Linked DNA regions of Homo sapiens: region 2 is linked to region 1. A link is a contact called in ENCODE Hi-C or POLR2A ChIA-PET data. All regions are on one chromosome and are shown on one strand. Each heading gives the region's core, a stretch centred on a gene start or an enhancer-like site at or near the end of the contact. The rest is flanking DNA. Distances are from core to core; before and after follow the strand shown.

Evidence for each region. A loop is a pair of places that touch in the nucleus more often than their neighbours do. ChIA-PET counts read pairs that join two places held with the same protein, here RNA polymerase II (POLR2A). Pooled maps may share reads with other maps.
Region 2: a loop to region 1 is called in a map of endothelial cell of umbilical vein, with 9 times the contacts of the local background. The contact joins the enhancer-like site here to the promoter of FRMD3-AS1 in region 1. A Hi-C loop is called at or near these places in 1 of 168 maps with a recorded cell type or tissue (endothelial cell of umbilical vein), 1 of 37 single-sample maps with no recorded cell type and 5 of 50 pooled maps. POLR2A ChIA-PET finds 5 or more read pairs at or near these places in 1 of 52 experiments (WTC11).

What each region holds. Positions count from the first base shown.
Region 1 is chr9:83,216,457-83,220,998 of GRCh38, reverse strand. It overlaps FRMD3-AS1 (FRMD3 antisense RNA 1), which reads right to left and starts at 1,654. Exons shown (of 3, transcript NR_184120.1): 1 at 1,622-1,654. It also overlaps a transcript of RASEF not described here.
Region 2 is chr9:83,509,836-83,514,725 of GRCh38, reverse strand. All of the region lies in intron 1 of FRMD3 (FERM domain containing 3), which reads left to right. Among named protein-coding and RNA genes, the nearest start is that of FRMD3, 26 kb to the left of the region's middle. Within about 2 kb of position 3,550, at least 4 of the 41 ENCODE cell types and tissues checked have a DNase peak (open chromatin) inside an H3K27ac peak, as active enhancers do.

The DNA.
Region 1 (4,542 bases), core at 405-2,904:
TCCAGATAAGCAATATTGAAACAATTGCAGCTCACTAACCACCAAACACTGACTAACTGACCTCGTGCTCCACAAGGCATAACTACAGCTCTGACTGGACAAGAGACTGATTTCAGTAACTTTCTTCTAAGAGACCACAGACCGGTTCTGGCTGATTCATAGAGGCTGAGCGTTGATTACTTTCATGTCCCTGCTTCACCTTTTAATGTGTGTGGCCTAAATTTGACTGTATCTTAATGTTGTCTCCACCCCAAAGTGAACATGTGTTGTATGTTACATACATGTTCATTCTGTGCATATGTATTGACTCATAAATATTCATAAGATTCTCCTATAACCTACTGAATATGTATGTATAGCTAATTTCCTTGGGCATAAATCTCAACCTCTCCCTTTTATCCTCTGAAGTGCCTGCTATTGGTCTCTGCCAGAGGCTAGCTTCTACCTGTCATGATGGCCACCCTGCAAGCTGCAACTCGTTATAAGAAATAAAGTCTCCTCTCCAAATTTAAGATCTCATGATTTTAAGCTGACAATGCCTATACATGAAATAACAGAAGTCAGACCTATAAACAGGTTATCAAAATAAGGTACAGTAAATGCATGAGGTACTAGAGACCCATAGATTATCCCACTCTATTGAGCTGAGCGTCCCGTAAACCTCTAAGACAGGCTATGCAGATACGACAGGTCCTGATTTTATAGTCATTGAAGCTATGGCGATCCCCATTAGCGCAGAAGCGAGTCCTCTCTCACCACCACGCTGCCTCCTGAAGGTGGTCAGGTGAGGCTCATAGTTACTCAGTGTGCAGCCAAGGCTAACGCTTGGCTCCATCAATCCTGAAGTCCCACCTGATTGCCCAATGAAAGATAAAGCTCGGGGGGGCTGAGAAATAATACACGTGAACTGAAGGGCAGTGTAATGTTCCCCTCAAGGGGAACATTATTGCTTTACAAGCGTGGATTCTTTGTTCTGAACCCTAACTGTAAACTAGGAATTGGGGCTGAGAGCTTCTTCCATTTACAGCCCTAGGCTCTGCTCTGCATCCAAGCTCCGCTTCCTAGAAGTGCTGCTTATATTATTAACCAGGCTGCAGCCGGAATTAGCCAGAAACCACACTGTCGGCTCTGCTTTGCGGAAGGAATAGGAGCGAAGGACGAGGCTGCCCCCCAGTGGGAAACCCACAAGAAGCAGCGACGCTTCCAATCAGCTCACAACTTTCAGTATTGCAAGGAGAGGAATGGGCTCCGCATTTCCAGCTCCAAGCACTCCATTTCAGAGCCGCTGGGGAGGATTTTGGGGTGCAAATTCTTTTACCATTACGGGGTAGTGGTATGGCGTTGAGAAATAAGAATAGGCGAACCTCGTATCTACCAATCTCCCAACTCTATAAACGGCCCCTGGTTAAATCCAGATTCCGGATCCTGGCTGGGAGATTTTGATTTAGCAGGGCAGGAGTGGGAAACTAGGGAGGGTTTGGGTTTTAAATCAGCGTAATTCTGATCATCTGGCAAATTTGAATATTCTGCGCTGGGAGGCGACTTTCTGCTTCACTTTCCCAGAACCCGGGCAGGGGTCAAGCCCTTGCGAGTCAAGGGAACCCAGGAGTTGCTCTCTTACCTTTGTATTCCCGCAGCCTCCAACTGCAACTCCGGCGTCGCCCGGGCAGCCCGACCCAGCCAACCTGCCCAGGATCCGCCCATCCGCCGCGATTTCCATGGCGACCGATGGCGCCGCCTTCCGCAGCCTTAGGGCGGGGTAAGCGGGGGACCTAACTCTCTGTCCAGGCACTCAGTGCCCGACCTGCAAGTGGGGACGGAATTCTCGTCCAGGACAGTCAGGCTAAGAAGTAACTTTTATTATTATTATTATTTATTACTTTGAGTACTTCTTGCGCCCATTATTAAAAATTAAGTGTTTCTTTTTTGTTTTTGTTTGGTTCGGTGGGTAGAATATATGTGACATGTTTTTCTAGGATTTTCTTCTTAACATTTTATCTTCAGATTCAAATGCTTTGGACAGACTCACCGACTGCCCGGCTGAGAGAATCTGTGAGGTCTACCTGCCTAGCAATTTGCCTTTGCACGGTCCTCCTGTGAGGAGTGAGGACACACAGGTATGTGGCTTCTGTAAATGTCCACGCTGGGATAGTTCCCAGACCGTCGACTTTCTGTCCCTTTCTTGACTGTCCAGTCTCACCTTTCTCTCAAACACTGCTGCTTCAGCCGAATCCAGATGTGGGAGGCCAGGTTCTCAGGTGGCCTGGTGGGAATGCAAGGGCGGTGCTCTCAGAAACATCTGGGGGCGAGCTTGCCACTCAGAAGCAGGGAAAACTGTTTCAGCTTTCTTTATGAGAGAGACACACCTGGCTGGAGGTGCTGGTTTTTCTGCTTGACAACCCTGAGGCCTGGGCATACCTCAGAGGTGCTTCAGGTAGCTTGGTCAGCATGTTTCAGCTAGTCAGGTCCTACCCCCACGGTCTGTGGGCTTTTAGTTTTGGAGTGGGTATGATGGAGTCCTAGGACCCTGGATGACCTCACATTCAGGGTGCTTTCTTGGGGGCAGTTTGGCTGTTCAAGCTGGCTGGAGGCCAAATGGAAATCTAGACATCTCAGAAAACTGGTTGATATGCTGGGTTAGTGAGGATGAGGGAGGGGAGTGTTGTTTTACTTTTCACAGTAACCCAAAAGAGTTACCATCTATTACTATCTCCATTTTGTAGAAGAGGAAAGGGAGGCGCAGAGAATTTCAGAAACTCCCAGGATCTGGCTTCCACGTGCACACTTGGTACTTTGAATTTAGCTTAATTTTCTTTTTCCCTAATGGAGTGTTTATTCATGCTACCTTTCACCCACTCCTATTAATCTAGCCAAATTCATTCACTCATTTATCAGTAAGCTGTTTCATTTCTGCCCCCTCCCCTGTCACTGTAGTTCCACAGGACCAGAGACAACCACATGTGTTTTATGAAGTTATGTATCTGGCATGCAATTAGGCTCCAAGGAAAGTTTGATGAATGGATAAAGAGCAAAAGACAGTGAGTGCCTCAGAGTTTTTGCATTTATTGGATAAATTAGGAGGAGAAGGAAACATAAGTAACATTTATAATTACCTTTTCTGGACCAGACACCTAAGATATTTTATCCCCCTTTATTCCTGTACCGTGAGATAGGAAAAGTTTAAGACCCACTTCCCCACCCCCCAACTCTATTTTTATGAATGAGGAAACCGAATGTATTAGTCTGTTCTCACATTGCTGATAAAGACATACCTGAGACTGGGTCATTTATAAAGAAAAATAGGTTTAATGGACTCACAGTTCCACGTGGCTGGGGAGGCCTCACAATCATGGCGGAAGGCGAAGGAGGAGCAAAGGCATGTCTTACATGGCAGCAGGCAAGAGAGTGTGTGCAAGGGAACTGGCCTTTATAAAACCATGGTAGTGAGAAACTTATTCACTACCATGAGAACAGTATGCGGGAAACTGCCCCCATGATTCAATTACCTCCCTCTGGGTCCCTCCCATGACGTGGGGATTATGGGAGCTATAATTCAAAATGATATTTGGGTGGGGACAAAGCCAAACCATATCATTCTGCCCCTGGCTTCTCCCAAATCTCATGTCCTCACATTCTGAAACCAATCATGCCTTCCCAACAGTCTCCCAAAGTCTTAATTCATTTCAGCATTAACTCAAAAGTCCACAGTCCAAAGTCTCATCTGAGACAAGGCAAATCCCTTCCACCAATGAGCCTGTAAAATCACAAGCAAGTTAGTTAATTTCTAGATACAATGGGGGGTAAAAGCATCGGATAAATACCCCCTTTCCAAATGGGAGAAACTGGCCAAAACAAAGGGGCTATAGGCACCATGTAAGTCTGAAACCCAATAGGGAAGTCATTAAACTTTAAAGTTCCAAAATGATCTCCTTTGACTTTATGCCTCACATCCAGGTCATGCTGATGCAAGAAGTGGGCTCCCACAACCTTGGACAACTCTGCCTGTGTGGCTTTGTAGGGTACAGACTGCCTCCCAGCTGCTTTCACAGCTGGTGTTGAGTGTTTGCAGCATTTCCAGGTGCATGGTGTAAGCTGTTAGTGGATCTACCATTCTGGGGTGGGGAGAATGACTACAGTATTGAATTTCAGACTTACATGGGGCCTATAGCCCCTTTGTTTTGGCCAGTTTCTCCCATTTGGAAAGGGTATATTTATCCAATGCCTTTACCCCCATTGTATCTAGAAATTAACTAACTTGCTTGTGATTTTACAGGCCCTCTTCTCATAGCTCCACTAGGCAGTGCCCCAGTGGGGACTCTGTGTGGGGGCTTCAGTGGCTTCAACCCCACATTTCCCTTTCGCACTGCCCTAGCAGAGGTTCTCCATGAGGGCCCTGCTCCTCCAGCAAACTTCTGCGTGGACGTTCAGGTGTTTCCATACATCCTCTGAAATATAGGCAGTGGTTTCCAAACCTCGGTTCTTGGCTTTTGTGTACCCGCAGGCTCAAGACCACGTGGAAGCTGCCAAGGATTGGGGCCTGCA
Region 2 (4,890 bases), core at 2,301-4,800, 290 kb before region 1:
ATGCCAGCCAGAGCGCTCCTGTATGGGATGTCTGTCAACCCTTGCTGGGGGGAGTCTCCCCATCAGTAGGCATGGGGGTCAGGGACCTACTTGAGGAGGCAGTCTGTCCCTTAGCAGAGCTCGAGCACTGTGCTAGGAGATCCCTGCTCTCTTCAGAGTTGGCAGGCTGGAACGTTTAAGTCTGCTGAAGCTGCGCCCACAACCACCCCTTCCCCAGGGTGCTCTGTCCCAGGGAGATGGGAGTTTTAGATATAAATCCCTGACTGGAGCTGCTGCCTTTCTTTCAGAGATGGCCTGCCCAGAGACGAGGAATCTAGAGAGTCAGTCTGGCTACAGCAGCTTTGCTGAGCTTCGGTGGGCTCTGTCCAGTTCAAACTTCCTAGCAGCTTTGTTTACACTGTGAGGGGAAAACCGCCTAGTCAAGCCTCAGTAATGGTGGACGTCCCTCTCCCCACCAAGCTCGAGCATTCCAGGTCAACTTCAGACTGCTGTGCTGGCAGTGAGAATTTCAAGCCAGTAGATCTTAGCTTGTTGGGCTCCATGGGGGTGGGATCCGCTGAGCAAGACCTATTGGCTCCCTGGCTTCAGCCCCCTTTCCAGGGGAGTGAATAGTTCTGTCTTGTTGGTGCTCCAGGTGCCACTGGGGTATGAAAAAAACTCCTGCAGCTAGCTCGGTGTCTGCCCAAATGGCTGCCCAGCTATGTGCTTGAAACCCAGGGCCCTTGTGGTGTAGGCACCCAAGGGAATCTCCTGGTCTGCAGGTTGTGAAGACCATGGGAAAAGTGTAGTATCTGGGCCAGAATGCACCATTCTTCAAGGCACAGTCCCTCAGGGCTTCCCTTGGCTAGGGGAGGGAGTTCCCCAACCCCTTGGGTTTTCTGGGTGAGGCGACACCTCACCCTGCTTCTGCTCACCTTCTGTGGGCTGCACCCACTGTCTAACCAGTTCCAATGAGATGAACTGGGTACCTCAGTTGGAAATGTAGAAATCACCCACCCTCTGTGTTGGTCTCACTGGGAGCTGCAGACCGGAGCTGTTCCTATTTGGCCCTCTTGCCTGGAAATCCCATTTTCATATTTCTTTCTACTTCATGATAAGGCATTATTATATGACTTTGGTTAATGTTGTAATGTTTTCTCTTTGTATGAAGAAATAAAGGACATATAATGATTAAGCAAAAGGAAGTTAACTCTTCAAACTTGTAATTATTGATAAGTTAACCATACCTTTTAATCAGCAGTTTCTCTTTTTCATTTATTTTGAAGATAAAATCTCTTCTTTGATAATAATTATAAACATAATAAAAATCAAATAATACAAAAGGTAATCCAGTGAAAAGTAAATCATCTTCCTACATCTGACCCTAGACGTGCTCCTCAGAGGTTAGTACTCTCTGCAGATATTTTGGGTGGAACCTTCCAGAATTTCCTTTTTCCTTCCAGAAAACAATATTGGCCATCAGTTAGTAGGAAGTAATACTAACTCCACTGAGGTGTAGTTTTGTGTGGCCAAATGACCTGGAGAAATGCTTTGTAGGGCTAGGTTGGCTCACACTTCCAGATCTAGAGGTAAGATCTGTTGGGTTTTTGTCTCAGGCTCTGAATGCCTCTATGAATGTGGGAGCCCACTTGATATTTATGTTTCTCTATGTTTCTCTAAGCACCCTTATTCTCTCTGGTGGGCTTGTATTTGCGACAGATGGTTGATAGTCACTCCTGGTTTTTGGGGAGTGTCTTTACCACTTCTTTCATCGTGTCATTTTATTTCCCTGCTTCACAGTGTGACTGGGATCCATGAAGAATCATCTGTGTGCTCCCCTTTCTCTGCTCACTTCCGTGTCTTGCAGACTTAGGATGTCTTCAAAGTGGACCTTTCCTCCCAAAGGCCCTGTTTAAAATTCCACTGTCTCAGTGATGTGTGAAGAACAGTCAGAGATGCTGAAAGACACCGGAAGTGTAAGATTCCTCCCAGGAAATAGTGACTTTCTCAGCACCCAGGGGACTCCAGAGAGTAGGGATAAGGGGAAGGGAGTGCTGGCCTTCAAGAAGAGGTGAGCAGAAGGGAAGGGCTGGAGATTTGTTTTGCTCAGGTGGTACATGAGTGTGACATGCAGCCAAGTGGGCTAGGGGTATATGCTACCACAGTAGTCCCTACGGTCATTTCCGCAGATGGGTTTAGAAAGGTTCTGCGATCAGTGGATGGATCAGCCAGTAACCATTAACTAAATCAACAAAGTTTTAATGCCCCAAGACACACACTATGTGAGTCTTCTCTCTAAAGTGATACTCCCAGCCACTCTCCATCACATTACCATCTGTCACTTTTTATGGTTGTTCATTAACTTGTTCACCCCTTGTGTGCCTGTTTGTTTTCTGTCTTCCCCATAGACTGGCAGCTCCATGAAGGCAGGGATGTTCCTGCACCCCAGTGTCTAGAATATCCCCAGTGCCTGGAACACTGTGGGGGCTTAATAAAAATATTGGTTAGCTGAAAGAATAAATAAATGAGCACACTTTACCAAATAATAATAATAGCAGCAATCTGTTGAGCACTTAGTATGTGCCAATCCCTGTGCTTTCATCTCATTTAATCCTCAAAAGCAGTTCTAGGAAGTGGGAATTGATGTCCCTATTTTACAGGTGTGGAAAATGAGTCCCAGAGCTGGTGGGTACCCTGTCTTCGGTCACATAGCCAGTAAGCAGTAGACTGAGATTTGAACCTGAGTCTGTCCAAGATCTTGAAGTTTAACATATTAAGGTGTAATTTCTAGAGATGTCAATCTAAGCCGTCACTTCAGAAAGGGGCCCTGCAAAAGAAGCAGGTTTCTGCATTCCAGGTGAGTGCTGGACAGTCGGGAGCAGACTAGGCACCACCTGCTCCTCAGGATTTTAGCTGGAGACACCCCCACAACCCTGTCAACGTGGTCCTGGGAGTGGGTTCATCCCTGACATGCGTCCCTGGTATTTTGAGCAGTTGTGAATTATTTAGGTGTTGTGGCAGACGTGCTTCCCTGCATTGAATTCTAACTGAAAACTGTGCTGAAATGAAAGCCAAGAGGTACAGCAGCTACTTCTTTATTTATTTATTTTCTGTTAATGAATGGGGGAGAAAAAACAACTCTGAAGCCATCAGCCAGATACTTCACCTTCTTGGCGCTCTTTCCTGGCTCTCCAAATGGCACCTTGGTGCTTGTGAGTATTTTTATTTTTATGGTATCATATTTTGCAAAATACCTGAGAGCCATTTTCAACACTCTGGCTACCCAGAGAGCACTTCGTTTGATCCATTTTCCTACCAGGAGGGCTTAAGTGGAAAGAAAGGAGAGGCCTAACAAGCACCCTGGGCTCAGCTAACTCCCTCCTTCTCAGCCTCCCCCCTTCTCTGGGCCCTCTCTGAGCTTCACTGCTTTCTCTCTGGCTGTTATGCTACTGGGGAAATCAACAGAACCTATTATTGTGAGTGTGTACAGTGCATTATATTTTGTAAAATGACTCAGGTTCTGTTTATTAGTCATTTCCTAAGTAAGTCACTAAATAGGGAAGTAGAACCTGGTAACATCCACCAGGCATAGATTAATGAGTTAGCCCTGGCCAGGGAAAAACTTCTCAAAGAGATCAAGTGCCTCTTCTTAAGGAAGGTTGGTGCTGTTGGGAGTCTGTGAGTGGGATCCTCCCACATCTCTTTTTTGAACAGCTTTATTGGGATCTAATACACGTAACGTACAATTCACCTAAAGTGTATAATTCCACGGTGGTTAGTATATTCACAGAATTGTGTATCCATCAACACAGTCAATTTTAGGACATTTCATCCTTCCAGAAGAAAACCCATATGGATCTTAATTGTCACTCCCTCCACCCTCTTCATTTCCCCCAATCCTAGGGGGAATTTACCTTATGTTACTGTAGATTTGTTTTTCTTGGACATTTCATGGAAACGGAATGATACAGTATGTGGTCTTTGGGATTGGCTTCTTCCATTTAGCATAGGATTTTCAAGGTTCACTCATGTTTAGTGTTTATCAGTATTTCCTTTCTTTTTATTGCCAAATACTATTTCGTTATATGGACGTACCGCAGTTAGTTGATCCATTCACTGGTCGATGGACATTTGAGTTGTTTCTACTTTTTGACTACTAGGAATAGTGCTGCTATGAGTATTTGTGTATGGGTTTTTGTGTGGACATATGCTTTCATTCTTCTAGGAGTGGAATTGCTGGGGCATGTGGTAACTCTATGTTTAACCTCTCGAGGAACTGCCAGACTGCTTTCTAGAGCAGCTGCACCATGTTACCTTACCCGCCAGCCATGCATAGGGATCCTGACATCTCCACATGCCCATCAGTAACACTGGTTATTATCTGACTTTTTGAGTGTAGTCATCCTAGTGGATTTGAAGTGGTAAAGTGGATTGGCATTGTGGTTTGGATTTGGCTTTCCCTGATAACTTCCATCTGCATCTTGACTATACATTTTTTCCTTAGGTAGCTGGGAGGTCTTTTAGGGGTTAACATTTGAACCGGTGAGAAGACTCTCTCTGGAGCCCTCCTCTTCCCAGGCTGCCTCAAGACTATGGGGCATCTTCATGCTGAAACCTCTTTCATCTGCGGGGCTGGGGGACACTGTGACCCAACCACTGCCCCGAACTTCACACCTTCAAGGTTGGCTTCCTGCTTTCCAGTGGCCTTTTTTAATTATTACACTATCTGTATGAAAAATGAAGATTTAAAGCAAATTGCTTTCAAAAGTCAGTTACAGATGTCATCCTCTGTTATATTTACAATCTAAGTCATGAAAGTTTCTAAGGTCACGAGCTTATTTTTTTTAAGACACTGTACACCAAGCCCACCACACAGAGAATGTGCGTTTTCCATCTTTTCTAGGCTCTCAA